2 separate regions of the Homo sapiens genome follow, and region 2 is linked to region 1. The links are chromatin loops, found by intact Hi-C in ENCODE. Cell type or tissue: dorsolateral prefrontal cortex. All regions are shown on one strand. Links, peaks and the distances in the headings refer to the core of each region. The heading gives the core; the rest is flanking DNA.

Evidence for each region. Hi-C counts contacts between places; a loop is a spot of excess contacts. Peaks named below come from ENCODE experiments on the same cell type or tissue, not always from the same donor. Only the 100,000 strongest peaks of a DNase experiment are listed, where the experiment ranks them.
Region 2: it touches region 1 in a loop (7-fold over the local background); 26 of 110 quality-filtered maps call a loop at or near these places.

What each region holds. Positions count from the first base shown.
Region 1 is chr5:7,738,471-7,754,589 of GRCh38, forward strand. It overlaps ADCY2 (adenylate cyclase 2), which reads left to right. Exons shown (of 25, transcript NM_020546.3): 15 at 5,198-5,282. Among named protein-coding and RNA genes, the nearest start is that of CFAP90, 100 kb to the right of the region's middle. In dorsolateral prefrontal cortex, for the core only: CTCF peaks have their summits at 7,852 (motif pointing left) and 8,054; a DNase peak (open chromatin) is centred at 7,831; H3K27ac peaks cover 4,501 bases.
Region 2 is chr5:7,254,549-7,270,667 of GRCh38, forward strand. No RefSeq gene overlaps it. Among named protein-coding and RNA genes, the nearest start is that of LINC02123, 85 kb to the right of the region's middle. RefSeq lists enhancers at 7,525-8,073, 8,074-8,622, 8,796-9,563, 12,911-13,761, 13,762-14,613. In dorsolateral prefrontal cortex, for the core only: a CTCF peak has its summit at 6,609 (motif pointing right); no DNase peak of the experiment used is centred there.

The DNA of each region.
Region 1 (16,119 bases), core at 3,042-11,041:
TTGAAGTAGTAGCAACAAATGTGACAGACCACACTATACAAATAAAAGCAATGGGGCAAATAAACAATAGATAGCCAGAGGGTAAGATTAAATTCAAACATTATAAATGGGAAAGGACTAAATACTCCAAAGGAAAGTATGACCAAGCCATATACTCTCTACAAGAGATGCACTTTAAATACAAGTTAGGTAGCTTGAAAGTGAAAGGATGGAAAACGTATCTGATGTAAACAATAAGCACAAGGAGGCTACTATACATATATTAATATCAGACAAAGTAGTTATGAAGGCAAGAAATATTAACAGAGATAAATATAGATAGTGAGTAATGATAAAAAGGTCATTTCACCAGGAGGCGTAAAATCATAAAATGTGCTTATACCTAATAACGGATCTATAAAAGACAGATATGAAAGCACTTAACCTACAGTAGACCATAAAAGCATCTTATGCATATCTGACAAAATCAAAGAAAAAAAGAGACAAATCTACGTCAGAATTAGATATTTAGTATCTCTTTTCTAGTTATTATTATTATACCAATAGGAATATATAGGAGGTCTGAGCAACAATATCAACTTCCTAAAACTAATTAATGTTTCATAAAACACTAAACTGAATTGAAAAATACTTGTTTACTTAAAGTGCACATGGAACATTAACCTACAAAGATATTACTTATACTAGGCCATAAAAGCATCTCCATAAATTTGAAAATACAGAAACAAATATGAGGACAAAAAAATCATATAGTCTGACGTCTAACCACACTAAAATCAAATTAGAAATCATTAACAATAGAATATTTTAAAATATCCCCAAATATTTTAGTGTTAAACTATATGCTTCTAACCCAGGAGTCAAATATGAAATACAAGCGAAATGTAAAAATGTTTAAATATCAAAACGTAATGTATCAAAATGTGTGGGATTGCAATTAAAGCAGCAATTTAGGGGGGAATTTGTAGCTTTAAAATGCTTTAAAATTAGAAAAGAGGAAAGAGTTAAAAATCAATTGTCCAAATTTCGATCTTAGGAAGCAGAAAAAGATGAGCAATTTAGAATCAAGCAATTAGAAAGGCATAAATACTAAAAAGAAGAAATCAATAAAATAGAAAACCATCAGTAGTGAAAATTAATAAAGCCAAAATATGGCTCTTTGAAAAAGACTGAAAATTCCTAAACCACTAGCAAGACTGATGAAGAAAGAAAAACAGGGAGAAAAATCACAAAGCACCCAAACTAACAATTTAAGGGAAAAAAGAGGACTCACTACAGACTCTGTAGATATTAACAGGATATATATGAAATGCCATAAATTACTTGAGGCCAAACAGATTTACAATTTAGATAAAATGAGTTTCTTGAAAAGACTATTTACCAAAAGCTGAAACAAATAGAAAATTTAACTGTGCATGTATCTATTTATTGAATTTGTTTTAAAAATTTTTCCCACAAAGGAAACTTCATACCCAGATTATTTGTGTGTGAATTCTACCCAACATTTTAAGAAAATAAGATAGAAAGAATTGGTCAAATATTAACAAATTTTATATTTGTGAATGGATAAAAATGTCTTATTCATGGAAAGAGGCTAAAAGATTGGGGCTACAAACCAAAGGCCAAATCTACACCACGTGTAGGAGATCTAGCCGAAATAAAATGAGAAAGGTTGGAAATAAAGGATATAGAACAGCTATTCCAGGAAACAGCTTATAGAATAAAGGAAATATCAATAATATAAATTCCTGACAATAAAGAATTCAAATGAAAAGTATTCAGCATTTAAAAAAAAGATTTTTATTATGATTCAGGCAACAAAATTTTAAGTCATAAATATTTATGCACTTCAGAGTCTCTTTGAAATAAATAAAGCAGAAAGTGTTAAAATGTTCAAATACATGGACAAACCTACACTCCTAGTTGGAAATGTTAATATATTCTAACATTGACAGATCAAGCAAGCCAGCCCATTAGGGATTTGACTAACTCATAAGGTTCCTTCAATAGTTATATTTAGAGAAACACTTTGTTACCAGCATAAAAAACACATAGAATTTTCAAAAATTCATAAGACATAGAAGTTGAGCATATTTATCACATCCCAGAAGAAAAATAAATTGTCAAAGTGAAATAATAGAGGCCACAATCTCTGATAAAATCAAATGAAATTAGAAATAACAAGAACCAACCAAAAATAATATTCTTGTGGAATTTAAAATTCAGACTTCTGAGTTACTTTTAGTATTAAAAGAAAATGGAAATTGAAAGTATAGGCTTTTTAGAAAAGAGTTATAATGAGTAGCTATGAATTAAAGGCTGTGGGATTTGGCAAAAGCAGTAACTAGTAGAATATTTATGTCCTTAAATGCACTTATTAGAAAATACAAAATATTTTCTAACAAATGACAATCCAAGATAAAGTATATAAGTTTAATTAAGGAAGAAGAAATAAATTTTTTAAAGTTGAATCGGAAACTAATTAATATAGAAAGAAAGAACAGACCTTAATAATAAACCAAACACTTATTCCTTGAGAAGGTCAACAAAACATGCAAAACCTCACAAATCTGATCTAAAGAAAATAGCATTAAGCATAAGAAATTACAAATATGGAGAGTTTTTAAATTATAAGAAAATATTATATAGAATATTTTACATTTGAAAATCTAAATGAAATAGATAATTTTCTAGGAAAATCATCAAAATTGACTCAAGAAACAGAACCAATAAACATGGCAGAAATGTGACATGTCTATTTCTAAAACAGAACCTGGATCAGGAATACAACTGGGTAGACATAAATCCAGACAACATCACTTAATAGAGGTATAACTTTAGGGAAGTTATAGAAGTATAACTTGGGCAAGTTCCTCAACTTCCCTGTGTATCAGTTTCTCTGGCAAAATGAGGTAATAATACTAACTACTATATAGGATTATTGTGAGGATAAAGTGAACTATATATGTACATATATACATAGCACTTGACACATAGTGAATACTCTATAGATTTTAGGATGTAGCATCACCACCACCACCATCACCACACCACTACCATCACCACCACCATTATCCCCATCACCATCCCTATCACCATCACCATCACCATCCCTATCACCATCACCATCACCATCATCACCATCACCATCATTATCACCATCATCATCACCATCACCATCCTCATTATCATCATCATCATCATCACCATCACCGTCACCATCATCACCATAACCATCTCTATCACCATCACTATCATCATCACCATCACCATCACCATCACCATCCCTATCACTGTCACCATACCATCATCATCCCTATCACCATCACCCATAATCATCATTACCATCACCATCATCACCATCCTCATCATCGTCATCACCATCACCATCCCTATCAATATCACCATCACTATCCCTGTCACCATCACTGTATCACCTGTTATCATCACCATCATTACCATCACCGTCATTATTATCATCATCATCATCAGATAATTTTATACTTGAGTTTTATCAAACCTCCAAGAAGATATCGTTCATTCAGTATTTAAACAGTTTGGGGCCTAAAAAAAAAAGACGAAATGTTGTTTCTAAACTCAGCCTTATGAATCTGGCATTACCTTAACACCGAGAAAAAGCTAGGAGAGCATAGTGCCCAAAAAAAAAAAAAAAACCTGTCAGAGCTCCTTCGTAAAACAGAAGAGAAGATAGCAAATCAAAGCTCAGCAGATGAATCACTGTGGTCCCCTTTAGTCATGAGGATAATGGCAAGCGCCCTCCATAGCTCTGAGATGTGGGCTGGCACTCCTCCCGCTGCTGCAGGATCACATCTTACTCATCTTTGTGTCAGAACAGCCTAGCATGAGCCCGGCCCATGAGACTAGTCAACAATCTAGGTGTACTTGGTATATACACACCCTCCCGCAGAGTCTTATCATCACTTGTAAAATCTGAACAAGTATTATTATCAGGCCAGGTGTTTGAAAGCATTGTGAGTCATGTCTAGGACATGACTCAGTGCCCGAAAGTCATTGATTGGGTCAGGTCCAATTGTTGGTTTGAACTCAAGTTTTTGTAGATGTTGTTTGATGTGTGTCCCTGTAGTCATCCCTCTTAATGGAGTAGGTATCTGAGATAAAGAGTTGAGGGTGGCTTCTCATCATGACAGCATCAGGAGCTTTACTCAGGGCACTAACTGCTCAATTTGTTTCTCTTTCTGTGGGACTCACAGGAGTGCACCTGCAGGAGGATGTCAGCTTGTGGCTGGCTTATATCTGGTTCTTCCATCCCATACGTTGTTTCTGGATGTTACTCCTCTTCTTAGCCAAATCCTCTGTTTCTTCACTGTCTCTAGCCAACCTCATTGGCATGAGGTTCCATTTTGGTCTCAGACACCATCCAACCTCTCCTTGGATGTTCCATTTGCATTTCATCTTTGATGATTCACTGTGCTTCAGTCCTTTTTATACCTCTGAAACTTCTATCCTTGGATTAAACTAAGTTTTAAAAGGCTTTGAATTATTTAATTATTTAAGGGACCTTTCGGATATGTATACAATTCTTATAAGTAAGCCTGTAATCTGTCAGTAGCAGGATTTGCAACTCAGTAGGCATGTTTTTCACATGATCATGGGATGCTTTTGAGTTCATTGGCTCACTCAAGCATGTAAAAAGCCTCGCTACACATTTTGCTGCATCTATGTTGAACAAAATAGGTTGAATCTGGTTTCATGAGATTGGGGAGGGTGAGGACTCAATGTCTCCTGGGTCAACAGGAACAAGGGTGGAACTTGAGGACTTCCAGGCTATCAAGGTGAGGCTGTCCTTAAGGCGGCAGCTGCCAGGATCTCACTGGCAGTGAAGAGGCCACCGAGATGGGGGATGTGGCCAAGTGCCACATGAAACTGCCAGGAACATGGGCGAGTCATTTAAAAAGATTCTTTATCCTTCATAAAGAACTGATGCTTCTGAGGCAGTTTTATTGAGTCAGAATAAGTTAATTGGCCATCGCTGTGTGGACCCTTTTCTATGGACATGTATGTGGCATTTTAGCTCCATTTTTATTTCTCAAAAATTTAGTGAGGATTGCAGTCTGCATTTAATAAAGTCCTCGTTAACCCAAAAGTATTACTGGTAGCTTTCCAGAATGAGAGAAACGATCTCCACCCTGACTTGCTGCTTTTTGTTTCCCGGTAGAACGTCCGTCCTGGGCATCTCCTTTGGGGCTGCGTTTCTCTTGCTGGCCTTCATCCTCTTCGTCTGCTTTGCTGGACAGCTTCTGGTAGGTATTCAAATGTGGCGCTTCTTTGAAAAGTATGCTCATTTCATGAAAGCTGATTTCTTGCCTAAAACTTTCCAAAACAAGGAGCTTATTGCTTTACCACTTCAAGAACTCCAGATCCCAGTTAAGGAAACACACACCCTTCAGGTCTATAACCAGGAATATAGACTGGGACCCCTCATGCACAACCAAGACACGAATATGAAGATGATTCAAAACGTTCGATGTCACATCAGAAGTTGCATTCTTGCTTATTTGGTGTCAATATATTTTTATCATTTCCTTTAAGTTTTCAGAGTATTTATAGCAGCAAATGCAAGTATAATATGAGGCTTTCAGTGTACAGGAGGATTAAAACTAACACAGGAGCAGAAAACCAAACACTGCCTGTCCTCACTCATAAGTGGGAGTTGAACAATGAGGACACATGGACACAGGGAGGGGAACATCACACACTGGGGCCTGTTGGAGGGTGGGGGAAAAGGGGAGGGATAGCATTAGGACAAATACCTAATGCATGCGGGGCATAAAACCTAGATGATGGGTTCATAGGTGCAGCAAACCACCATGGCACATGTATGCCTATGTAACAAACCTGCACATTCAGCACCTGTATCCCAGAACTTAAAGTAAAATTTAAAAAAAAAAGTAAACCTAATACATTGCTACATCCACTTTCAAGCTATAAAATGTTGGAGTAGTTGAAGAAAGCATACGTTAAAATATCTTTTATTAGTGTTTAATTTAAGCCAATCAGGTTTAAATGCTAGTTCTGGATATACAGATTAAACCTAAAATTGAAAGTCTAAAGCAAGTGTTGCTAGCTGGCCATGAGTCTATGAGAGCATCGTAAGGATGCAAACAATGGGATAGAAGGCCCTGAAGATAAGCCACTGTTTCGTTTTGTTCAATGGAGATGACCTGGGACAGAGAGGCCACTCTGAGCTTCTCAGCAGCTCTCTTCCTTGCCCCCATGGGCATTCTCAAGAGAAGCTTCAGAGATTTTTTTAATAAAAATTTTTACATGATAATTAATAACCTATTATAAAAAATAAATAGAAATGTTCTTTAAAATATTTTTCAATGGATGCATTTTATATGAGTTCTGCAGTTACAGACTACAGTCTAGATATTTTCACATTGTCAAAATTATGATTTCTTCTGCTGGTTAGACTGTAACAACGCATTTAGATGACACCGCCAAGGAAGCCTCCTGAGGTTTGTGGCCTGTCTGTTACCTCTCAGGAGTATTGTGGCTTCTATGAAAGAATTTTTTCTCATTCTGCATGCGTTTATAGTTTGCATCTGTGGCTTTATTGCAATGTTGTTTTGCTTTTCATAAAACACACTACTACTGCTAGCAACAACATCAGGACAGCGCGATAGTGGCCTCTTAGAATCCTCGTCCTCCCTTCAAAAGCTCTGAAAAGTGGCAGTCCTGACCCCCACGCTGTCCATTGCATTCCAGTCTGATGTGCTGAAAGGCTTTGGCCAAGGGTGGTTAAGATTCCAAAGCTTGTCTCTGCCTTTCCGCAGTCGACTGTAAGCACTTTGTCCTCTGTGCCTTATACCTTTGCAAACTTGTGTGGATTTTGTTTACTGTTTGATAGTTTAGATGTTTCAAATTGTATTGAAAGCTCTTCCAAAAATGGGACTGTGGCTTCTGCTTTACCCAAATGCACACATAGCATCTCGATTCTCTGAAACCCCCTGAAGACATTGTGGGTTGTATAGAGGAGGGAAGACCCTTGGTTAATATGAATCCACTCCGAAAGGCCCTGATGGAACTCTTTGGCAAAGTTTGAAAACGCTTATTGTAGAAAGAAGCCTGGTTTTCTATGTTCCCGGAATCATCCCTCAGGTGGAAAGGCACACAGGCTCCCCTGCTCTCTTCCTTGCCCCCACAAATCTCCTGAAGCCCATGTCTCAGGTTTCCAAAACAGGAACCATCATTGGTGGTTCCATTGGAAATCCCAACCTAGTTCTAATTAAGTCAGTTCAGATCATTGTGACTAACTAGCCATATTTATCATTTTCTATCCCAGGGAATCTGGTCTTGGATATGGGGGCATGTGGTATATTTAGGGTATCAGGCTGACTTTTTTTCATTCTACTCTCTAAGTTGTTATATTAAAGAAACATAGAGCTGGGGGCAGAAAAAAATATCTCAGGAACAACTCTGCTGCGTCTGTGGGAAAGCATTGTTCCTCTCTGGTGCCTCCCTTTCAGCCTCGCTGGAATCCCACGCCCTGCTGCCCCTCTCATAGCTCCTCCTGTGGCCAGCCTGAGGCCCCGGTAAGCTGTCAAGGTGACACCCACAGCTCCTCCTGCCCTCCCGTCCCTGGAGCTTCCCAGGACCCTGGCCTCCACAGGCCACATGCTAGAAAGTTCTTTTTGACTCCGTGGTATCACAAAGGGAAGATTTCAATGCTACAAATGCATTGGTGCTTACCTCCTCCTCACAAGAAGCCTGGATGGTGTCAAAGTGCCCAGGAAGCCTAGACGTGGCGACACTTGGTCCTCCTAAACTTGATTCCATAAGATCCGTGAATGAGGCTCCCTCTAGTGGCCAGCTGCAATTCCTCCTCCTTGGATGTAATCCATGAAAAAAATCAAGAAGGAATTCTTTTCACTTTAATAATAGGTCCTTTTTTACTGTTTAAATCATTCTTTAAGGATTTTTTAATTTGCAACATCAAATATATTGGTGTACAGCCAATTTAAGAAGGCTTAAGTGCACTCTGCACTCTGCCATCCAAATTCAGTCAAAAACTGCTCATCACAAATATTCCGCAGTGGTCGTGGAGAAACATTGTCACTTCCTAAGTGCTCATTCCCTGGCTTCTTAATAGCTTCCCAGTTGTGTAAGGTTTTATAATGATTTGCATTTATTATGAATTAAATACTGAGTTTATTAAAGAGTACTCAATACCCGAAACTTGCCTTCTATTAACGTATGGTAACTTTCTGAAAACTTCGATGCCAAAGACAGTATTTGTGCTCTAATACCAGCTTTCAGTTCTCCGTATGAAGAAATAACATAAAATGTAATACTTCATAAAGGAAGCTGAAGAGAGGTCAGCCTGGCTAATGTTTTCTTCCAAGAGCTTTGCCTCTGTCATTCTCTGTTGCACAGAAAGCGTAATGCCAATAAATCAAATTGATTGCTTGTTTTACAACTGGCCTTGATAAAAAGGTAGAAAAATATCAAAATAGGCAAAAAAAATGGTGATGATGAATTGCAGATTTTTTCCTGTTGATAGAAAAATCGTACAGGTATTTGTTCAGTGACATGTTCTCAAACACATGGCAGGCATTTCTTTTCTGTGATCATTATTTCTGTGAGAAGCCCAGCCCTCGCCTCCATCGGCCCCTTCACTCCCACCCGAGGCATGCCCCATGCTGGCTCCCTGCTACCCCCACATTGCCCAGGTCTCAGTTCTTGTGCACGTGGGTGGGCCCAGCCACCGGGCACCTTCCAAGATACCTTGAAACTGCACCAAGCCCTTCTTTTTACACCGTGGGACTGACAATCTGTGTCACGTAGCTTAGCCTCCATCATATAAGATCTCACTGAGACCTCTAAATTGTTTCTGTTTCCCCTTGAATATATAGAGTTCCTTGTACTGTAGCATTTTTATGGGGTCCTTTCTTACTTTCTCCTCTCATCCGGCTCTGGTTAGCACTCCCTCATCTCATGGAGGCCAACCTTTCTCAAGCCGAGTTAGGTGTCCCCTGCAGAACCTTCTCCAAATGTCCCAGCATGGGGACAGACTCTATGTGTCAATGATCACGTGGATGAGAGAAGGAATGTGAGTCAGTGGCCTTCATCACGCTGCGTCAAAATGCCTTGTTCACATATGCCATGATTCCTTGACTCTGACGTGCCTCCAGCTGTCTCCTCTGTTGGAAATTATCATCTAACTTTCATAATCCAACTCTGAAGAGCCCGCCTTTGCACCACCAACTCCTCTCATGCTGGCTGGCCGGGATTCCCATTTTGCGTTATTACTTTTATTCTTGTGGATGGAAAGATCTTCAGTGAGTTCACTGTAGCCCTATTTTGTTCATTGTACTACTTCAGGCACTTGAAAAACACAAGATAAATATTTAATATCAATCTGCTTGAAGGAATGTTGGGTTGCACCCAAGTGCGGTTTCCTGGTACCACTGCTCAGAAAACATTCCACCCCCATTCTCACCCCAACTGGACTCCTTCCGAACTTGAAGCTCTGAATCCAGCTCACAGTCATGGCATCCTGCTCCGCATTCTGGCGGGTTCCCAGCCTCTGCATCTGGGCCTGGCATCCTGATGTTCTCACTTGTTGGATCTCCTTAGACACCTCTGCCTCAGGTGCCTTCCTAGGCCCATATAGCAGCCCCTTCATCTCACCATTGCCAGCTATTCTCAGGCAGAGAAATATGTGCCCTAGGGGACCTTCTCCAGATGGCTTAGCAGGAGGGCGGGTTCTATGTGTAAAGGAATGTGTGGGTGAGAGAAGGGATGGTAAGTCGGTGGCCTTCGTCACACTGCATTGAAATTTCTTGCTCACATTCACCATGATTCCTTGACTCTGAAATGCTTTCTACATCGGATGCTATTTAGCATTTCAGAATTTAAAACTCAAGAGGTGAGAGGGAACCTAGAGATAACCTCATCCAGCCTCTAATTCTGTGGATGAGGGACCAAGGACTCCAAAGGTGCCATCCACTTAAGTGAGTTTTTATTTCCAATTATTTAAAATAAACATTTCCCCCCACCCTCCAACACACACACACACACACACACACACACACACACACACACACACAAAATGCTGAAGAAGCTGTAATCAGGCTTCTTGAGGATGCAAATGGAGGCTTTGGAGTAGAATCAGGAATGCAATGACTATGAGGTCTGCAAAGGCTTCCTATCCTTGGGTAAGAACCTTTGGAATAAATCCAAACTATTTATGATGGGCAAGATCCCAATGAGTGGTTCTGATTCCAGCCTCATCATAGTTTATAAGTAGTAAATGTTATATTAAAAATACCTACTTACTCTGCTAGGCACTTAGCTTCTACTGGCTCATTTATGGTCACAAGGGCCCTTGGAGGTAATATCCATTTGACAGTTTAATAGAACCGGGGCTCACAGATGCTACATAACTTGCCTTCCCAGTGGTATATAGCAAGTAGGTGTTGGAACCAGAATTGGAATCAAGCCTTGGAACCTTATAGTAGAAGCAGGTTGCAGAGGGTGCCAGGCTGTGTGTGGGGTGAGTCACAGGCAGACGGTGCCCAGCACTAGGCAGGGATGCCCATGTTCATGGACATGGACCAGCATGGCACCAAAGTTGCCTTGTGACTACTCAGCACCCATTGATCAAAATCACATTGGTAAGTCATGGTAACTTCACATAGTACCTATTCTTATTCTTCTCTACTCTAGTTTCCTAAAGTATGTTTTTCAGCTGTTGGTCCCATTTATTTAAAACTAGGTTCTGGGCAAAGTGTAAATTCATCTTAAAAGACATTTGATAATTTTTTTAAGTTAATTTATAATTGTGTTTAGATTAAAGTAATCTAGTAAGAAAGTACTCAGTATTATAATAATACTTTACAAAATGTTTTATACATATAATAGTCCTTCAAAGTATTTTCAGACATTATTTTATTTGATAATGAAAATAATCCATTTTATCTAGGCAGAAGCTAAGACTAGAATAAGAGATTCAAGTTCACATTTTCATTACAATTAGCAATTAAAAATAGTACTAGTTGTCATTGTAGCAGTAATAGTAATAAGTGCACATTCACAGTCAGATTTAACTTTCTAAACTACCTGAGGCAGACTTACCTTTCTATGATAAATACAAGAGAGTGACTCTAACCAAAAATTCCACCAAACAAACCAACCCCCAAAACACCTTTAGAACGCATATGCTGGATACGGCAAATGAAAATGCCAGAAAATATCAGAAGAAATTTTTCTCTCAGTGTTGTTACCTTGTGCTTTCAATAGCAGAGATAATACGATGCCAGCCCACCAACGTTCTTCCAGGCAGAGATAAAAGCGCAAATAGAGAGGTCGCCTCGGGAAAGGGAAAGTAGGTCACACAGCTAATAGAAAAGCTTTCTACCCCACAGCAGTGTTTTTCCCTTGAAGTCTGTTTTCTTTCCTGTCAATATCCCTCCACCATATTTTATTTTTGGTTAGTATTTGCCTGGTGTTCCTTGTTCCATCTTTCTACTTTCAGCTTTTCCTTGTCAATGAAAAGGATATAGGTTTTAGGTGTGTCTCTGGTGAACAGCATGTAGCTCTATGTCCTTTTCTCTGATCCAAACATCTCTCTCTCTTATTTGACAAGTGTGATCCATTTACCTGTATTATAATTATTACTAAAATCTTTTAAAACCCAATTTGTATCTTTTTGCTTCTACTTGTTTTTCCTTCTTTTCTGCCTTCTTTTGGACTCCTGGAGTTTATTCTCTTTTATTCTCTCTAGTGACTTGGAACTTATATACTCTAGTTTGTTTTTTCAGTTATTACCTTAAAACCGTAACATGTACACATGATTAACAAAGTATATTATTAATAATATCTCCACTTTCTTGTTGAACAATACAGGGACCATGCTCTGAGTCTGGTAATTTTTCTCATCTTCCATACTAGCATGGTTTAAATTTTTCTAAACTTAAACTGCTCAAATTATTCAATGTTTATTCCTGTTTTTGTTAAACAATGTATTTGTTTACTATTTTTTCCAAATACCATTCCACCTTTCTGGACTCAGTTTCCATATTACTAAAATGCTTCCTTTTATAATCCTTCCCATGAGGGTTTGTATATAATATACCCACTCAGATTTTGTATTTTAAAAAGTCTTTATCTTTTCCCCATTGTGATTATTTATAATTTTTTCTAACATTCTAAAAACAGGATTCCATAATTTCCTGGCCTCTGTGGGAATGAGATTAACTCTCCTGTCCATCTAACTGTTGTAGACACTTGGTCCCTTGTCTCGGTGGGAGTTTTTGTAGGATTTGCTCTTTGTATCATGGGCAGTAGATTCCAGGTGTCAAAGTGCAGCCTGACTTTTATTTTTGAGACTCAGCTGTGTATTCTCTACCACAGACCTCATAATCCGCTCTAGGTCTGCAACGTCATTGTCCAATATCTCCTTGTGTTTTGTCTCTTCCCTGGTCTTTCTGTTCTGCTTTTTTCAAACTTTTATCAGAGGTATGTTGAATCTCTTCATCATATCCTCTGTGTCTCAGTCTCTTTTTCCTATTTTCCACTTCTTTATCTTTCTGTGCTATTTTGTGGTTTATTTCCTGAGATGTTTCATAGCCTCTCCCATTCACGGGCAGTTCATCCAGTTCCTCAATAACCATTTAGTTTTTAATTTCAATATCTACATTTTCATCTCTAGAAAGTTTATGTGGCTCATTTTAAAAAATACTTGTTATTTTTCCTTAACAACTCACTCATTCATATGGATTATAATCCCTCTTTTGTTACTTTAATCTTAATTTAGAAGCTATTTCAGGTTGTTGTCGTATCTGCAGATCTCGTGGTGCTAATTCGACTACCTCTAATGTCTTTTGATTCTTCCTCATATGGTCCATTGCCTTAGGTACTTTATAATTTGGTTTTTATTGTGAGGTTATGTTCAGGAGGAACTGCCCCAGCCCCCAGATGGGACATCCCTGCACACTGTAGTCTAAAGTATCATTTACCAGCAGTGTCATTCTTGCTTCTGCCATAGCCCCAAGGATTTTCTCTGGTTTTGACCTAATTAACAACCCTTCAATTTGGAATTCTTATTATGAATCAGGTAATGTGATTTCAAACCCAACACTTTAGGGTTTGGATTGATCCTTGGAAGCTTATTGACACTTCCCTGAGCTAGTGAATGGGGCTCTTCTAGACTTCTTTGTACAGAAAGTATAGCAGTTTGAGGCTCTGGATTTTATTCAAGAGTCTTAGTTGCAGCTGTCCACGTTTGGCTGGCCCAAGGAAATATCTTCTTTTCCCTATGGGTGTTAAAAGCTCACCCCCTAAGTGCCATAGCCTGAGTCCTGATCCAGGACACTCCTGGACCCACCCCACAGCCTCAGTTCCTTTATCACTGAGCTCTCTCTTTGTTTCTGTGCCCTGGTAATTTCCCTTTGAGTCCATCATTAAAAATAGTAAACAGAATCAACACGTATTTGACGAGTTCCTACCATTTAACAAACACTATACTGGCCTCTGGGAAAACAGAGACAAGTGCGATATGGTCACTGTCCTCAACCACCTCTGCATTTGGCCAGAGACAAGCATGTCAGCAAAAATGATGCAATGTGGTACCCAGTGGAGCAACAGTGCAGGGATGTGGCTCACCCAGGGCGAAAAGAAGAAACAGGTTGATTTTGTAAAATATGATTGATTGGCATAAAGAAGTCTTCCTATGGGAAATTAAAGGACAATTAAATAATCAAAGTACACATCACAGTCTTTGTGACATTAAATGTTACAAGTAATTATTGCTCCGGCTTATTCCTGCCATTCAGAATGACGGTCCTCAGCTAATTAAAATGCCAAAGTAGATGTTCCTTTAGGCAAATACACAAAAGTACATGTTTATATGAAACATGAAACCACTATATTTTCCAAGCAAGATTTTTAAGATGGATTTCGTTTTTCTAATAATAAAAGTTTGCTTCTCAGCCACTCTGATATCTTTATAACTTTTCTGGATTTTTTTTTTCATTTTATTAAGTTCACTTAATATGAGCTTCTACTTCTCTTCAAGTGTCTCATCTTATTGTTAAAATGGAAACTAATGAAACTGTAAATGAAGTCTACTTTTATAATGATTAAGTTAAATTATGAAGAATTAATTTTAGAGTGAAAAATTTAGATTTAACTTAATTTGAGAGACTACCAGTTGTTTCCATTGCAAGTGGATCAAAACAAGGGAAGAAAAAAAAAAGGAAAGAGAGAGGGAAGGAAGAGAAGCTGGCTGATATTTTTGGTGGAGCATGTATGAACATTTTGTTTTTCTGAGGAAGATCTGCATGTACTGGATTAAGAACATTGGGATTCATCCCACGTTTTTCCTACCACACCCCACTGCTCGTTGTCCCCATCATCAATTCTATGATAGGATTTTCCTTTTTTTTTTTTTTTTTTTTCTGAGACACAGTCTTGCTCTGTCACTCAGGCTGGAGTACAGTAGTGCAATCTCAGCTCACTGCAACCTCTGCCTCCCGGGTTCAAGCAGTTTTCCTGCTTCAGCCTCCTTAGTAGCTGGGATTACAGGCACCCGCCACCACACCCAGCTTATTTTTGTCTTTTTAGTAGAGACAGGGTTTCACCATGTTGGCCAGGATAGTCTCAAACTCCTGACCTCATGATCTGCCCATCTCAGCCTCCCAAAGTGCTGGGATTACAGGCGTGAGCCACAGTGCCTGGCTAGGATTTTCCTATATATTTCTTCTTTTATTACATCTCCCACTGCATTTAGTATCAATCCCTTGTTTGTTAATGGATGAATGTGATATTCACATCCAAGTGCATTTCTAGAAGGTACACGGTGAGCTCACTGTAAGTAAGAGCCGATCATGGGGTTCAGTGAGATGATCAAGGAAGGGAGGAAACAGATGTGGTTGAAATTATGCCAGGAGTTAAACCAAAGATCAAAGAAAATGACTCCACTGACTGGGCTCACAGCAGGCATTTTCTCATTTTCAGTTGAATAGTATCTTCCAAATAAAGGCCAAAATATTTTTTGAGATGTTGTCATTTATAACATTTAATTAGGATGGTCGGAATTTTGATAAACATTTTTCCACCAGAGCCTTTAATACTTAATCAAAAACAGGATAAACTGAAGCCAATGATCATATCAAGAGCCAAGTTGTAATTTTTCTACAGAGCTACACACTGAATCAAGGGTCTCCATTTTTCTTAATCAGGTTCCTTCCATTTTAGAATCTTAGTCCTGTTTCTCCTCTTATCCCCATCATTGGTTTCTTCTGCTCCCCCCACCAGCTTGATCCTCCACTTCCTCTTTCATCCCTGTCATTGCAACTGTCACCTCTCTGTTCTCTTCTACTTTCTTGTCCTTGCCAGCAGCAATGCCTACCAATTTTTACACTTCAGAACAGGTTTACTTACCTTGTCACTGCTTGGTGACAAGGAAAGATACCGCCTGTCTCCCTGACCTCTGGAACAACACATTTGGCATAAGTTTTAAAACAATTGTGAGGGAGAACTTTGAGGTATGCATGGAAAATGCATGGGTGAATAATTGAACCAAGCGCATCCTGAACCTGTTGTGCCAAACCCATGTCTGCCAAACCCCCATGCGTCTAGTAAGTAGCTGCAAGTGCTGCCGATTCGTCATTTTGCCTGGCATGTCACACGAACAGAAAAAAATTCCTGCATATCTGCCCGGGTCTGTTTTAGTAAGTTACTAGCCTATGAGCAGAATATAACATATTCCTATTAGATTAGCATATTTGACAAGATTATCACCACGTATTTTTCTAAATCTTCAAACACAGTAACTTGTTTTAATTTTGTAATTTCAAAAATTTGTCTGTGTAATAACTAGCTAATATTTTACCTAATTGACAGTGATATGCAATCTTAGCTAGATGTACATTTTCCCCTGAAGTAATAAACTTTTTAAATGTTCTACTGTTAACATTTTCATTATCATATCTATTGATAATTTCTGTGTACAGAAATTATCATAATTTCACAAATATAAGAGCATTGATTTTAATAATTTTCTCTTAAAGGTACTAACTGTAGTCAATCTGGATGTGAATATATAAATACTGTCTTAATTTGTGAGAATCA
Region 2 (16,119 bases), core at 2,628-10,627, 480 kb before region 1:
ACATTTTCCAACGCTCTTCATTCCTTTCTGAGATTCTGTGTTTCTTTCAGGTTGTAGGATTTTCTTTATTATTATTTAGAGTGTTGGCCTGCCAGTGACAATGTCTCTCAGCTTTTATTAATCTGATAATGTCTTTATTTTACTTTCATATCTAAGGACATTTTCTCAAGGTAGAGAAGTGTAGATGCCTTTCATAAGTTTTAATGATGCTTCCCAACTTCCAGTTTCTGTTGAAAATTCATCTATCACTCTGATTGTTGTTTCCTTGAGAGTGATGTTGTTTTTTTCTCCTTTTAAGGTTTTCTCTCAATTTTTTTATGTTTGTCTATAATGCACCTCAGTGAGGGTATTTTTTTGGTATTCATTTTTAATATATAAAGTCCTTTTAATAGTTTTTCATAATTTATTTCCTTCTGTCTTCAAATACTGCTTCCACTCCATTCTCTCTAGTCTCTTTTCTGGGATTCCAATTACATAAATGTCTTTAAGATATATTTATATGCTATTAATATATATGTTTTTCGTTTAATCATGATGGAAGACATAACCAGCCACACTATTCTAATCCCTGAGTAAACATGGAAATTGTTTTAATATAAAACTAAAATACACTCCTGTCTTACATTTGCATTTATTTTCCTAATACCCGAGTTGAACAGATTAATTAGATGATCCCTTCTAACTATCAACTGTCATAGTCTGTTTTGTGCTGCTATCAGAGGATAGGGTGATTTATAATGAGCAGACATGTATTGGTTCACAGTTCTAGAGGCTGGGAAGTTCAGCATCAAGTGCTGGCATCTGGTGAGGGCTTTCTTGCTGTGTCATCACATAGTGAAAAGCACAAGAGTGAGAGAGCAAGAGGAAGCCAAATTTGTTATTTAATAATGGTATTAATTCCACCTGTAAGGGCAGATCCCTTATGACTTAACTTCTTAAAGGTCTCACCTCCTTTTAAAATTTTCTTTTATTTTTAGTTGACACACAATAGTTGTGTATATTTATGGGATACAGAGTGATATTTCACTACATGTATACAAATGTGTAATGGTCAAATCAGAATAATTAGACCTCAGACATTTATCATTTCTTTACATTGAGAATATTCAAAACACTCTCTTCTACTTTTTTTAAAAAATACTATAAATTATTATTAACTATATTCATCCTACAGTGCTGTAGGACACTGGAACATATTTCTCATATTTAGCTGTAATTTTGTGTTCATTAACAAACCTTTCCTTATTCTCCCTTCCTCCCATGCACTTCTCAGCCTCTACTAACAACCATTCTACTCTTTACTTTTTCTAGCTCCTACAGTTGACTAAGAACATGTGATATTTATCTTTCTGTGCCCGAGTTATTTCTCTCAATATAATGTCCTCCAGACTAATCCATGTTGCCTCAAATAACAGGATTCTATTATTTTTGATGATAGAATAGTAAGTGTTGGATTTGTTGGATAGGTGAATTTTGAAATTTTTAATTGAAATGAAGTAGAATGCTAGGTTCCACTGTGTGTATATGCCACATTTTCTTTATTCATCTGTTGATGAAAATGTAGGTTGATTCTATATGTTGACTATTGTGAGTAGTGCTTCAATAAACATGGGAGTACAGATATCCCTTTGACATACTGATTTCCTTTCCTCTGGATAAATACCTAGTTAGTGGGATTGCTGGATTGTATGGTAGTTCTATTTTTAGTTTTTTGAGAAATTTCCATACTCTTTTCCACAATTGTTGCACTAATTTACATTCCCACCAATCCTGCCTCTCAGTACTGTTACAAAGGCAATTAAACTTTAATATGAATTTTGGAGGAAACAGACATTTAAATCATAGTACCAACCTTTAGTGTTTTTCTTTATGGTACTTTGAGAAAATGTCTAAGGACAGCAGAATTATACTAAGTCTCTATTGGATATTCTTTGGAATACATTGAAAGAGAACAAATATACTTCTTTGGACATGTTTTTAAGGTTAGCACTATTCAAATAATTCTAAAATGAACTTCAGAATTCTAAGAAGGTTTTAATTATTAACGATAAATTTTATGGTCACTAGAGTTAGCATATTAGTCATATATTGTAATAGCATAGAGCTATTAAACAATAATTCATCTTTTGATGCAACTTGGATGGTGTAAAATGATAACAGCCTGCAAATAGTTCAAATACTCTCTAGTTATATTGTTTTGGAGATATCATTGTATCTCTATTTTCTTAGTAGCAAATAGTCCATTATGTCATTGTTATTGAACTTCCTTTGTAAATGTTCAAGCAACATTATCAAAGCAGAAAAATAATATATATTGCAAAGTTCCATTTTCAGGAAATAGTACTGTTAAAACTTGTCCATTTTCTCTCTGTATTTTAATGTGATTTTCTTCGTAATTATCTGTTGCCTTTATAGTCAGGGAGGGAACCATAGCAGGGTTTTTTTTTTCCTAGTCAATTTAATAACTGTGTTTTTTTTTCTCTTAATCACATGGAAATTTGTTAGTCTCATAATACAAAAGCTAAGAATTAGTTACTTTAAATTAGTAGTTCTGAGTTATTGGGTGATTAGGTTGACGCATGTCTTTCTCAAAATGAAAATCCTTTGAGGTGTGTGCAGGTTTGTTGTGATTTGTAGGAATATAATGCTGATTTCAGTCATACTATTTCAGAAGTAAGTAGATATTAAATACAAAATACACAAAGTTCTGCACATGTGATCATTTTATGGAACAGCATTTGTGGTTTACTTTTTTTGCCACTGCCAATGTAATACGCTTCTAAAGCATAAAGATAAAGAACGCAGAGATGCTCAAAGGAAATAAAAATGACAAAAATTATATAAAATGCCATCTCAATAGTGCGCTATGTATCTTTGCAGTGTATACAAATATAGATACATATATAGTTTAATATCACACTCTACATGTTGCTTTCAAGCTTTTTTTCACTCACTTTGCAATGTATCAGGAGTATTTTTCTATGTAAATTGGTCTTTTTCTTATATATTTGTAATAGATATTTTGAAATTTTTCCTAAGTACATAGCACATTTGTTTAACCAATTTCTTATTTTGGAAAGTTTCATTTTTGCTATGATGGAAACAAATATTCCTCCATTCAAGTTCCAAAACTGAAATTGTTGATTGGAGGAAGTTAATCGTATATTTAAAATAATTAAACACAAAACTAATAGTCTCCATTATAAAAATTTTCAATAACAATCATAATAATCAAAACAAAACAGTAAAACCCTAACTCTGAAATCTAAATGAGAGGGACAGTTTTGATCTAAGGGGGGGCATTTGGCTGTGACTGAAGACAGTTTTGGTTGCCACAACTAGAAGGGTGCTGCTGAACCTAGAGGCTGGGATTCTGGATGCTGCTAACCATCGGGCAATGCACAGGAAAGCCCCCATGACCAAGAATTATCTGGCTCAAAATGTCATTAGGAATTACACTTTGTCTGTTTCTAGAGAGGGTTTTTCACTTCTCTGCAATGACATGAAACTTAACAACACGTGCTGTTCTTGAGTGCTCACAACTACTAGGAATTCTTCACCTGTTCAATCTATCCTGATTCCTACCAGTGGTAGTGGAGGGCAGTTAATAATATGATGCCAAAGGGTAGATTTCTAAAAAGGAAGATAGGCAGCCTATCAAGCTGTGGCTGAGAGAAAATTGCTTCTTGAAGGACTCTTGCCAAGCAGATGTTGGGGGACCACGCCCCCATCCAGCACAACACTCAAAATGAAAATGAAGTAGAAAACCAAAGTTAAAATTCCTTCAACTGTAACATTGATTCAGGTTTAACAATGTTTTATTTCTGTGGCCTTTGATCTTAATGTGTAAATATTGACAATCTCCAATATATACCACCGTAATTCCTTAAAACAGCCTTGTTTCCTAAAACGGAGGTATTCTGACCAAGACCTTCAAAGTTTCTAAATTTTATGTATGACTACAATATCCAAAATGGTTTTTTTCCATCTGCATGGATTTTATATCCTGTAATCACAGAATATACTACTCTCACTTTGTCTTTCAGAGCAGTTAATAACCTATGATTATTGCTTCTCTTCCAATTTAAATCTCCCCACCAAAACCAGAAGAATTATTTTCCTATGAAAATGGGATGTTATCTCTCTGCTTAAATCACACAAATATTTCACTCACGGCTGTTGTGTGGTATCAGCCAAGGATTTCAGCATGGCCTACAAGTACTGGATGATCTACTCTCTGCACACATCTGCAGCCTCAGATCTTATTACTTTCCCTCTGGGTACCTTCCACATAGGTCTTCATTCAGCTCATCAAAAAATGTGTCACTTCTTCAATGTCACCAGGCATTCACACGCATTATTGCTCCTGATGTGTTTGGCTTGGTGCTCACTTAATTCCTGTATTTTGTCCTTTGGATAAGTCATTGCTGATATGCTGTCCTACCAGGTTATGATTCTTTGTTATCTGCACTCACATAACAGAGTTCATTTCTGCAGAGCAGATATCTGCATTTGTAATGTACGCTTACCAGACTGATGAGAACTGTTCATGTAATTTATAAAGTTAATGCCTCTGATTAGGAACAAATAATCATGAAGTTTCCAGACAAAATAATTTCTTCATGCTATAAAATCTTGAGGTATCTACAAAGAATTTATCTGTATTCCAAGTATACTACAGTGGTAAATTTTGAATTGGCACTTTGCAGATTCTTAAAAGTACTTTTAACAAAAGTATAAGTAACCTATTAGGGAGTGGTTATCTAGGAGAAATGTGAGATATCAATATCTTTAGAATTTTAGGCTCTAGTCCTATATTTATTTAATCTGAAAATACTATGCCTAGAATTCATTAAATAATACCTTACTAAAAATACTTAATGAGTTATACTTTAGTATTATCCCTGTGGACTTAAGATATATTTAAGTGGTGATCACCAAAAACACTTATGAAGTTTAATTTTTAGTAATGGCACACCAGAAAGAGTTTTGGACTAATTCTCCCACTGGAAAAGAAAAAGGGAAAATTGAACAAAACAAAACAAAAATCTGTCTGAAGGCACTGAAGAGCTACCAAGTACAGAGAAATTTCAGGCCCAAGACCCATGAAAAGACACAACACAAGAGGGGTAAGACTACCAAGAAGTCCCAGAAAACACACTAGCTTTGGCTTAGGGTCTTGAGGTTCGCCGTGTGGGATCAAGGATTAAATGGGAAAAGGTCAGCTCTTGTGTGGACTGAAGCTCACATTTTTTTCATACCAGTATTTAGTTGGGGTTAAGTGTTCTGAGACTGATAATGATACTCACCTAGTTGCCTGCCAGTTGCAAAATGCTTTGGAGAAATATAAGATAATCTAAAGCTTAAAATTGTCTATACAACTAATAAAAAAAATTATGTGACACTCAATCGCAGAAAATCAGATATCCAAAAAACAAAATTAATGAAAACCAAGGGACAAAGAGAGAAAATAGAAAAAAAAAGAAATCCAGTTAATTTAGCTACATGCAGATGTTAAAATCACAGTGTTAACAAATGAATTTTTAAAAACAAAACAGAATTAATTTGGAAATACAAAAAAATGAAAATTCTAAAGTTAAAAAATAGAATGACTAAAAAGAACTCAACAGATAATGTTAAAGCAAGAGTAGATTTAGTTGAGGAGAGAATTAGTGAACTTGAAGACAAATTATAAATTATCTAGGCTGAAGATGGAGAGACAGTGGATGCAAAGCCCAGGGAGGAAAAAGCAGAAAAGGAATACATGAACCTCACAGAGGACAAATGCAATGAACACCGCACTTAGGTGCAAAGGGTTTATCAGGTAAAAAAAAACAACAAGACTAACTTTAAAATTAGACAAAGATGAGAGAATGACTTCTGGAATGGCAGTGTAAAGAGACCTGTAGAAACAACCAACCACCACTGGTTAAAATTTTGATATGTATAGTTTTATATATAATATGTGTGTGTGTGTGTGTGTGTGTGTGTGTATATATATATATGTATATATATATATGTGTATATATATATATGTATATATATATGTGTATATATACATATATATATACATATATATATATACATATATATATATACACATATATATATATCTTTGGAATGCCCTTGGGAATTGTCCTAAGGGCATGTAACAAATGAAGGAACACTTATTCAAGAAAATCTATTAATTCTCACCAAGGACAGTGAGATTCTACGGCATTTGAGCTTCAGACTGAAAGTAAGTAACCTTAGCAATTCAAATCCCTCCCCTCAACATAAAAACACAGATCATCAGCAAAGGCCATCATGTACTTATAAAAGGTGGCATGATTGCATATTTTTTCTCCTTTCTTCTCTTAACTAACATAAAAAAGCAATACTATAAACTAACATTTATGTAATTGTATTAGTGGGCTTATAACCTATAGAAATATATTTGATCAAGGATGTGTTTGGGACCAAAGCTATATTGGGGTGAAGAAATGATACCAAATGGTAACTTGAAATCGAAAGAAAACAATGGAGAAAGCCACAAAGGTAAATACGAAGTCTAACACGAAAACTCTTGCAGAGAGTTTGAGGGATTTGGGGCCTAGCAAGGAAAAATATATGAACACGAGGTGGCAGTAAAGCACAACAAGCTTTATTTCAGTGCTGCTTTGAGAGGATTGCCTGGGAGAGGAAAATTCCTCAGAGCCTGAGACCTTCTAAAGACAATGCCAGGGAGCCACAGCCCAGGAGGGGAGGGGTACACAGGGATTCCTGCAGGAGTGGGGGAACCGGGGAGAGTGCTCACTTATCTAGAGGCTATTGCTCAGCAGGATGATGAGAGGGAGGGTCTCCGGGTCAGAGAAATCCAAGGCAGCAGTGGTTTGGGGTTTTTATTGCCCAAGGCTTACTTTACCTATTACAAGTAGGTGTTGGGCATAGTTTTGTGGGTTATTCAGAAAAGGAAGGCTCTAAATGCCCACATTTTTGCTTCCTTGGGCTATAATTAAAACCTGTGTAAAAGAAATTTTCCACTAAACGTCTCAGGCTGCCATGATGAAGTAAACACAACAGGGCCAACATACAAGAGCTGTCTTTGACTCATTTATTTAACAACTCTTTAAGTACAGCTTTTCTCTTTTTTTCTTCCCTAACCTTCTTTAAAAGACATAAAATTATGCAGCAGGAGCTGTAATAGTGTTCTGTCACAATTGTAACACCTATAGATATAATAGACATAATAGTAATAACACAGAAAAAGAAAAGAAATAGGCATATAAATAGCATTTATGTATTTTCTTACAATTAATTTAGTATAAATCTGAAGTTAATTTTGACAAGTTAATATGCATATTATCATCCCTAGAACAACCAGGAAGAAATTAACTCAAAAAATATAGTGAAAAGATTGTCAAAAGAATTACATTATTGCCTTAAAATAGTCACTTAATTCAAAAGACGGTAGTAAGGGTAAACTAGAGAAAAAAAAAGACGATGTATAGAAAACAAAATGTAAAATGGCAGACATAAATCCAACAATATTAATAATAACATTAAATGTGAATGGATAAAATAAGCAAATCAAAAGGCAGGGATTATGTCAGATTGGATAAAAAAAGTAAGATCCTATTAATGCTGTCTAGGGTAGCCATATTTTAATTCAAGTATACAAATAGGATGAAAGCAAAATCATGGAAAATATATATTATGCAAATAGTAATAATAGTAATCAACTGATGAATGGATAAATAAAATGAAATATTTGACAGTAAAAAAGAATGAAGTTGTGGTACATGTTACTGTCAGGCCTCTGAGCCCAAGCTAAGCCATCATATCCCCTGTGACCTGCACGTACACATCCAGATGGCCGGTTCCTGCCTTAACTGATGACATTCCACCACAAAAGAAGTGAAAATGGCCTGTTCCTGCCTTAACTGATGACATTGTCTTGTGAAATTCCTTCTCCTGGCTCATCCTGGCTCAAAAGCTCCCCTACTGAGCACCTTGTGACCCCCACTCTGCCTGCCAGAGAACAACCCCCTTTGACTATAATTTTCCTTTATCTACTCACATCCTATAAAATGGCCCCACCCCTATCTCCCTTCGCTGACTCTTTTCGGACTCAGCCTGCCTGCACCCAGGTGATTAAAAGCTTTATTGCTCACACAAAACCTGTTTGATGGTCTCTTCACACGGACGCGCATGAAAGTTACAACTTGAAAATATGATACACACATTAGAAAAAAAGCATGCCAATTAAATGCAATTTATAGAAACACAACAAAAGAAACTCAGAAAAATGATGAAAAAAGATACGGTTCACATACAGCAAGATGGTGTAGCTCCACTCGTGAAACACAATGGACTTTAAAACAACAAGCCTTACTAGAAATAAAGGGAGATATTTCACAATAATAAAAGTTCAAAAATTAAGAATACATAAGAATTGTATAGGCTTATATCTCGAAAACATAAGCAAAATTTACCAGAACTAAAAAGATAAGCAAAATGCCTGATAGAATAAGAAGAAAAATGCTTTTAACACACCCAAATAAGCAGAAAAAATTAACATAATATTAAAATTTTGAACAAGATTAACAAATTTGATCTGAAGACAATGTATATAGACTTTTACTCAACAACTTTAGAATATAACCTTTTCATGTGCATGCAAACAATTTGCCAAAACTGTGCATACGCTGAGCCATAAAGGAAGCATTAGTAAATTTTTAAGGATTGAATTCATGTTTTCAGACTTAAGTGAAATAATCTAGAACCATGTTATTTAATGCCATTGAAGTTAAATTAAATATAACAAAAAAGATAACTAGGGTATCTTCACAGTTGGAAATTAAGCACTATACTTCTAAATATCTAATGTCCCCACCAAAATTACAATAGAAGGTTAAAGAAGCATTTTAAACTGAATGACAGTAAGCCAGTACATACCAAAATGTGGCTTGAAATTAAAGGCATGGTTAGAGGGAAATTTAAAGACTTAAATATTGCAAGATTATGAAACAAGAAAGGCTGTAAATCAATGTGTCAGGCCTCTGAGCCCAAGCCAAGCCATCGCATCCCCTGTGACTTGCATGTATACTCCCAGATGGCCGGAAGTAACTGAAGAATCACAAAAGAAGTGAACATGCCCTGCCCCACCTTAACTGATGACATTCCACCACAAAAGAAGTGTAAATGGCCAGTCCTTGCCTTAACTGATGACATTACCTTGTGAAAGTCCTTTTCCTGGCTCATCCTGGCTCAAAAATCATCCCCACTGAGCACCTTGCGACCCCCACTCCTGCCTGCCAGAGAACAAACCCCCTTTGACTGTAATTTTTCTTTACCTACCCAAATCCTATAAAATGGCCCCACCCTTATCTCCCTTCGCTGACTCTCTTTTTGGACTCAGCCCACCTGCACCCAGGTGATTAAAAGCTTTATTGCTCACACAAAGCCTGTTTGGTGGTCTCTTCACATGGATATGTGTGAAATTTGGTGCCGTGACTCAGATCGGGGGACCTCCCTTGGGAGATCAATCCCCTGTACTCCTGTTCTTTGCTCCGTGAGAAAGATCCACCTATGACCTCAGGTCCTCAGACCAACCAGCCCAAGGAACATCTCACCAATTTTAAATCAGATAAGCGGCCTCTTCTTACTCTCTTCTCCAACCTCTCTCACTGTCCCTCAACCACTTTCTCCTTTCCACTCTTCAATCTCTCCCTTCTCTTAATTTCAATTCCTTTAATTTTCTGGGAGAGACAAAGGAGACACGTTTTATCCGTGGGCCCAAAACTCCGGCGCCGGTCACGGACTGGGAAGGCAGCCTCCCCTTGGTGTTTAATCATTGCAGGGACGCCTCTCTGATTATACACCCATGTTTCAAGGGTGTCAGACCACGCAGGGATGCCTGCCTTGGTCCTTCACCCTTAGCGGCAAGTCCCGCTTTTCTGGGGAAGGGGCAAGTACCACAACCCCTTCTCTCCTTGTCTCTACCCCTTCTTTGCTTTTCTGGGAGAGGGGCAAGTACCCCTCAACCCCTTCTCCTTCACCCTTAGCGGCAAGTCCCGCTTTTCTACCAGGCAATAACCCCCAATCCCTTATTTCCACGCACCAACCTCTTATCTCTGTGCCCCAATCCCTTATTTCCACACCCCAACCTCTTATCTCTGTGCCCCAATCCCTTATTTCCATGCCCTGACCTCTTATCTCTGCACCCCAACCCCTTTTCCCACTTTTCTGGAAGGTAAGAACCCCCGAACCCCTCCCCTCTGTTTCTCTACTCTCTCTTTTCTCTAGGCTTGCTTCCTTCACTATAGGCAACCTTCCACCCTCCATTCCTCCTTCTACTCCCTTGGCCTGTGTTCACAAAAACTTAAAACCTCTTCAACTCACACGTGACCTAAAACCTACAGGCCTTATTTTCTTCTGCAATGCCACTTGACCCCAATACAAACTCAACAGTAGTTCCAAATAGCCAGAAAATGGCACTTTGAATTTTTCCATCCTGCAAGATCTAAATAATTCTTGTTGTAAAATAGGCAAATGGTCTGAGGTGCCTGACATCCAGGCATTCTTTTACACATCAGTCCCTTCCTAGTCTCTGTGCCCAGTGCAACTCTTCCCAAATCTTCCTTCTTTCCCTCCCGCCTGTCCCCTCAGTCCCAACCCCAAGCGTCGCTGAGTCTTTCTAATCTTCCTTTTCTACAGACCCATCTGACCTCTTCCCTCCTCGCCAGGCCGAGCTAGGTCCCAATTCTTCCTCAGCCTCCGCTCCTCCACCCTATAATCTTTTTATCACCTCCCCTCCTCACACCTGGTCGGGCTTACAGTTTCTTTCCATGACTAGCCCTCCCCCACCTGCCCAGCATTTACTCTTAAAAAGGTGGCTGGAGCCAAAGGCATAGTCAAATTTAATGCTCCTTTTTCTTCATCCCAAATCAGATAGTGTTTAGGCTCTTTTTCATCAAATATAAAAATCCAGCCCAGTTCATGACTTGTTTGGCAGCAACCATGAGACACTTTACAGCCCTAGACCCTAAAAAGTCAAAAGGCCGTCTTATTCTCAAAACACATTTTATTACCCAATCTGCTCCCGACATTAAATAAAACTCCAAAAATTAAATTCCGGCCCTCAAACCCCACAACAGGATCTAATTAACCTCACCTTCAAGGTGTACAATTATAGAAAAAAGTTGCAATTCCTTGCCTCCACTGTGAGACAAACCCCAGCCACATCTCCAGCACACAAGAACTTCCAAACGCCTGAACCGCAGCGGCCAGGCGTTCCTCCAGAACCTCCTCCCACAGGAGCTTGCTACATGTGCTGGAAATCTGGCCACTGGGCCAAGGAATGCCCGCAGCCCAGGATTCCTCCTAAGCCGCGTCCCATCTGTGTGGGACCCCACTGAAAATCAGACTGTTCAACTCACCTGGAAGCCACTCCCAGAGCCCCTGGAACTCTGGCCCAAGGCTCTCTGACTGACTCCTTCACAGATCTTCTCGGCTTAGCGGCTGAAGACTGACACTGCCCGATGGCCTCGGAAGCCCCGTAGACCATCACGGACGCCGAGCTTCAGGTAACTCTCACAGTGGAAGGTGAGCCCGTCCCCTCTTAATCAATACGGAGGCTACCCACTCCACATTACCTTCTTTTCAAGGGCCTGTTTCCCTTGCCTCCATAACTGTTGTGGGTATTGACGGCCAGGCTTCTAAACCTCTTAAAACTCCCCAACTCTGTGCCAACTTAGACAATACTCTTTTAAGCACTCCTTTTTAGTTATCCCCACCTGCCCAGTTCCCTTATTAGGCCGAGACACTTTAACTAAATTATCTGCTTCCCTGACTATTCCTGGACTACAGCTGCATCTCATTGCCGCCCTTCTTCCCAATCCAAAGCCTCCTTTGCGTCCTCCTCTTGTATCCCCCCACCTTAACCCACAAGTATAAGACACCTCTACTCCCTCCTTGGCAACCGATCATGCACCCCTTACCATCTCATTAAAACCTAATCACCCTTACCCCACTCAACGCCAATATCCCATCCCACAGCACGCTTTAAAAAGATTAAAGCCTGTTATCACTTGCCTGCTACAGCATGGTCTTTTAAAGCCTACAAACTCTCCTTACAATTCCCCCATTTTACCTGTCTTAAAACCAGACAAGCCTTACAAGTTAAGTTCAGGATCTGCGCCTTATCAACCAAATTGTTTTGCCTATCCACCCCGTGGTGCCAAACCCATATACTCTCCTATCCTTAATACCTGCCTCTACAACCCATTATTCTGTTCTAGATCTCAAACATGCTTTCTTTACTATTCCTTTGCACCCTTCATCCCAGCCTCTCTTTGCTTTCACTTGGACTGACCCTGACACCCATCAAGCTCAGCAAATTACCTAGGCTGTACTGCCGCCAAGCTTCACAGACAGCCCCCATTACTTCAATCAAGCCCAAATTTCTTCTTCATCTGTTACCTATCTCGGCATAATTCTCGTAAAAACACACGTGCTCTCCCTGCCAATCGTGTACGACTGATCTCTCAAACCCAAACACCTTCTACAAAACAACTTCTTTCCTTCCTAGGCATGGTTAGTGCGGTCAGAATTCTTACACAAGAGTCAGGACCGCGCCCTGTAGCCTTTCTGTCCAAACAACTTGACCTTACTGTTTTAGCCTAGCCCTCATGTCTGCATGCAGCAGCTGCCGCTGCTTTAATATTTTAGAGGCCCTCAAAATCACAAACTATGCTCAACTCACTCTCTACAGTTCTCATAACTTCCAAAATCTATTTTCTTCCTCATACCTGATGCATATACTTTCTGCTCCCCGGCTCCTTCAGCTGTACTCACTCTTTGTTGAGTCTCCCACAATTACCGTTGTTCCTGGCCCAGACTTCAATCTGGCCTCCCACATTATTCCTGATACCACACCTGACCCCCATGACTGTATCTCTCTGATCCACCTGATATTCACCCCATTTCCCCAAATTTCCTTCCTTCCTGTTCCTCACCCTGATCACGCTTGATTTATTGATGGCGGTTCCACCAGGCCTAATCGCCACACACCAGCAAAGGCAGGTTATACTATAGTACAAGCCACTAGCTCGCCTCTTAGAACCTCTCATTTCCTTTCCATCATGGAAATCTATCCTCAAGGAAATAACTTCTCTGTGTTCCATCTGCTATTCCACTACTCCTCAGGGATTATTCAGGCCCCCTGCCTTCCCTACACATCAAGCTTGTAGATTTGCCCCCACCCAGGACTGGCAAATTAGCTTTACTCAACATGCCCTGAGTCAGATAGCTAAAATACCTCTTAGTCTAGGTAGACACTTCCACTGGATAGGTACAGGCCTTTCCTACAGGGTCTGAGAAGGTCACCACAGTCATTTCTTCCCTTCTGTCAGACATAATTCCTCAGTTTAGCCTTCCCACCTCTATACAGTCTGATAACAGACCAGCCTTCATTAGTCAAATCAGCCAAGCAGTTTTTCAGGCTCTTAGTATTCAGTGAAACCTTTATATCCCTTACGGTCCTCCGCCTTCAGGAAAAGTAGAACGGACTAAAGGTCTTTTAAAAACACACCTCCCCAAGCTCAGCCACCAACTTAAAAAGGACTGGACAATACTTTTACCACTTTCCCTTCTCAGAAGTCAGGCCTGTCCTCAGAATGCTACAGGGTACAGCCCATTTAAGCTCCTGTATAGATGCTCCTTTTTATTAGGCCCCAGTCTCATTCCAGACACCAGACCAACTTAGACTGTGCCCCAAAAAACTTGTCATCCCTCCTATCTTCTGTCTAGTCATACTCCTAATCACCATTCTCAACTACTCATACATGCCCTGCTCTTGTTTACACTGCCGGTTTACACTGTTTTTCCAAGCCATCACAGCTGATATCTCCTGGTGCTATCCCCAAACTGCCACTCTTAACTCTTGAAGTAAATAAATAATCTTTGCTAAAAGGACTATGCTGAATCTCCTTAGGCACTCTCTAATCAGATATCCTGAGTTGTCCCAATTCTTAGACCTTTTATACCTGTTTTTCTCCTTCTGTTATTCCATGTAGTTTCTCAATTCATCCAAAACCGTATCTAGGCCATCACCAATCATTCTATATGACAAATGTTTCTTCTAACAGTCCCACAATATCACCCCTTACCACAAGACCTCCCTTCAGCTTAATCTCTCCCACTCTAGGTTCCCACGCCGCCCCTAATCCCGCTCGAAGCAGCCCTGAGAAACATCGCCCATTCTCTCTCCATACCACCCCCCAAAAATTTTCGCCACCCTAACACTTCAACACTATTTTGTTTTATTTTTCTTATTAATATAAGAAGGCAGGAATGTCAGGCCTCTGAGCCCAAGCCAAGCCATCACATCCCCTGTGACTTGCACGTATACTCCCAGATGGCCGGAAGTAACTGAAGAATCACAAAAGAAGTGAATATGCCCTGCCCCACCTTAACTGATGACATTCCACCACAAAAGAAGTGTAAATGGCCGGTCCTTGCCTTAACTGATGACATTACCTTGTGAAAGTCCTTTTCCTGGCTCATCCTGGCTCAAAAACACCCCCACTGAGCACCTTGCGACCCCCACTCCTGCCTGCCAGAGAACAAACCCCCTTTGACTGTAATTTTCCTTTACCTACCCAAATCCTATAAAATGGCCCCACCCTTATCTCCCTTTGCTGACTCTCTTTTCGGACTCAGCCCACCTGCACCCAGGTGATTAAAAGCTTTATTGCTCACACAAAGCCTGTTTGGTGGTCTCTTCACACGGACACGCATGAAATTTGGTGCCGTGACTCGGATCGGGGGACCTCCCTTCAACATTCCCACTGAAGAAATAAGAAAAAGCACAGCAAATTAAATCCAAAGATGATAGAAGGAAAGAAATGATGTAAACAGAATGAGTAACATACAAAGAACAGGAGTAGAAAACAGAAATATTTAAAACCAAAATCTAGTGTTTTGAAAATACTGTAAAATGGACACACACTAACAAAGGTAATCAAGAAAAAGACAAAAACTGTGAGAGGATAATTATTGTTGTTGCTGCTGTTATGGCAGCACAGTTACGGGAGTCCATTTTTGAACACAGGCTCCCACCTTCAACTTATCACTTCCTTATCTTTGCTTGGGTGCCCGATGACTTTAAAGAGACTGTTTCTTTGTAGAAGGTGGAATGAGCTTAAAGGTGAGAGTCATGTTTTGGCATTCAGACCAGGTATTAGGCTTTCTCCTACATTAACAAATGAATAATGTTAGGAATGCATGGAAGGTCACAGCTGCACCTGGAGGGGAGAGTATGAAAACCATAACTTAATAACATGATGCCAATACATCTGAAAGCATAGAAAATAGAATCGTACAATATAGATAACTACAGACTAAATGGATAATTTTCTAGAAAGCTAAAAAATAGCTAAATAGATTCCAGAAGATGCGATTACCTAGATAACCTAACCATCGTTAAAAAACATTTGGAATAGAGAGCAAAACATTTTATCTTAACCTTATCTTTCACCCCAAAATGATACCAGGGCCAGAAGGCTTCTGGCTGTGTGGGAGTAAATCATTCATTGCATGAGTCCTCCCTTATGCTAACTGTTCCACAAAGTAGAGTAAAATTTCTTTTTATGAGGCTAATACAACCTTGATAACATTTCTGAATAAGAACTGAGTAAGAAAATTACATACCATATGTACCATGAAGTAGATACAAAAAGTCTAAATTTAAATGGGGAAATTGGATTCAGCAGTATAATTATGAAAAATGTCTTCAAGACACACTAGGATTTGTCTCCTAAAAACAAAGAGTGGCATAACAGTGGGAAGTCTATCAATTATAATTCACCACAACAATGAGCGAAAGAACAACCAAATGAACATATCGATTGTAAATATTGGAATAAAATTCAAAACTCACTTTCAATTTTTAACAAATGTAGAACTTTAGTAAAGTAGAAGATGAGAAGTATTTAATCAAAACACATGCAAAAACCATTTGTAAATGGGAGAATTCCCATTAAGTAAAGAATATTATATTTTCTATCTTCACTAGTATTAAATATTTGAGTAATATGTGATATAATATATAATATGACTGAAAAAGAGTATGTAAGG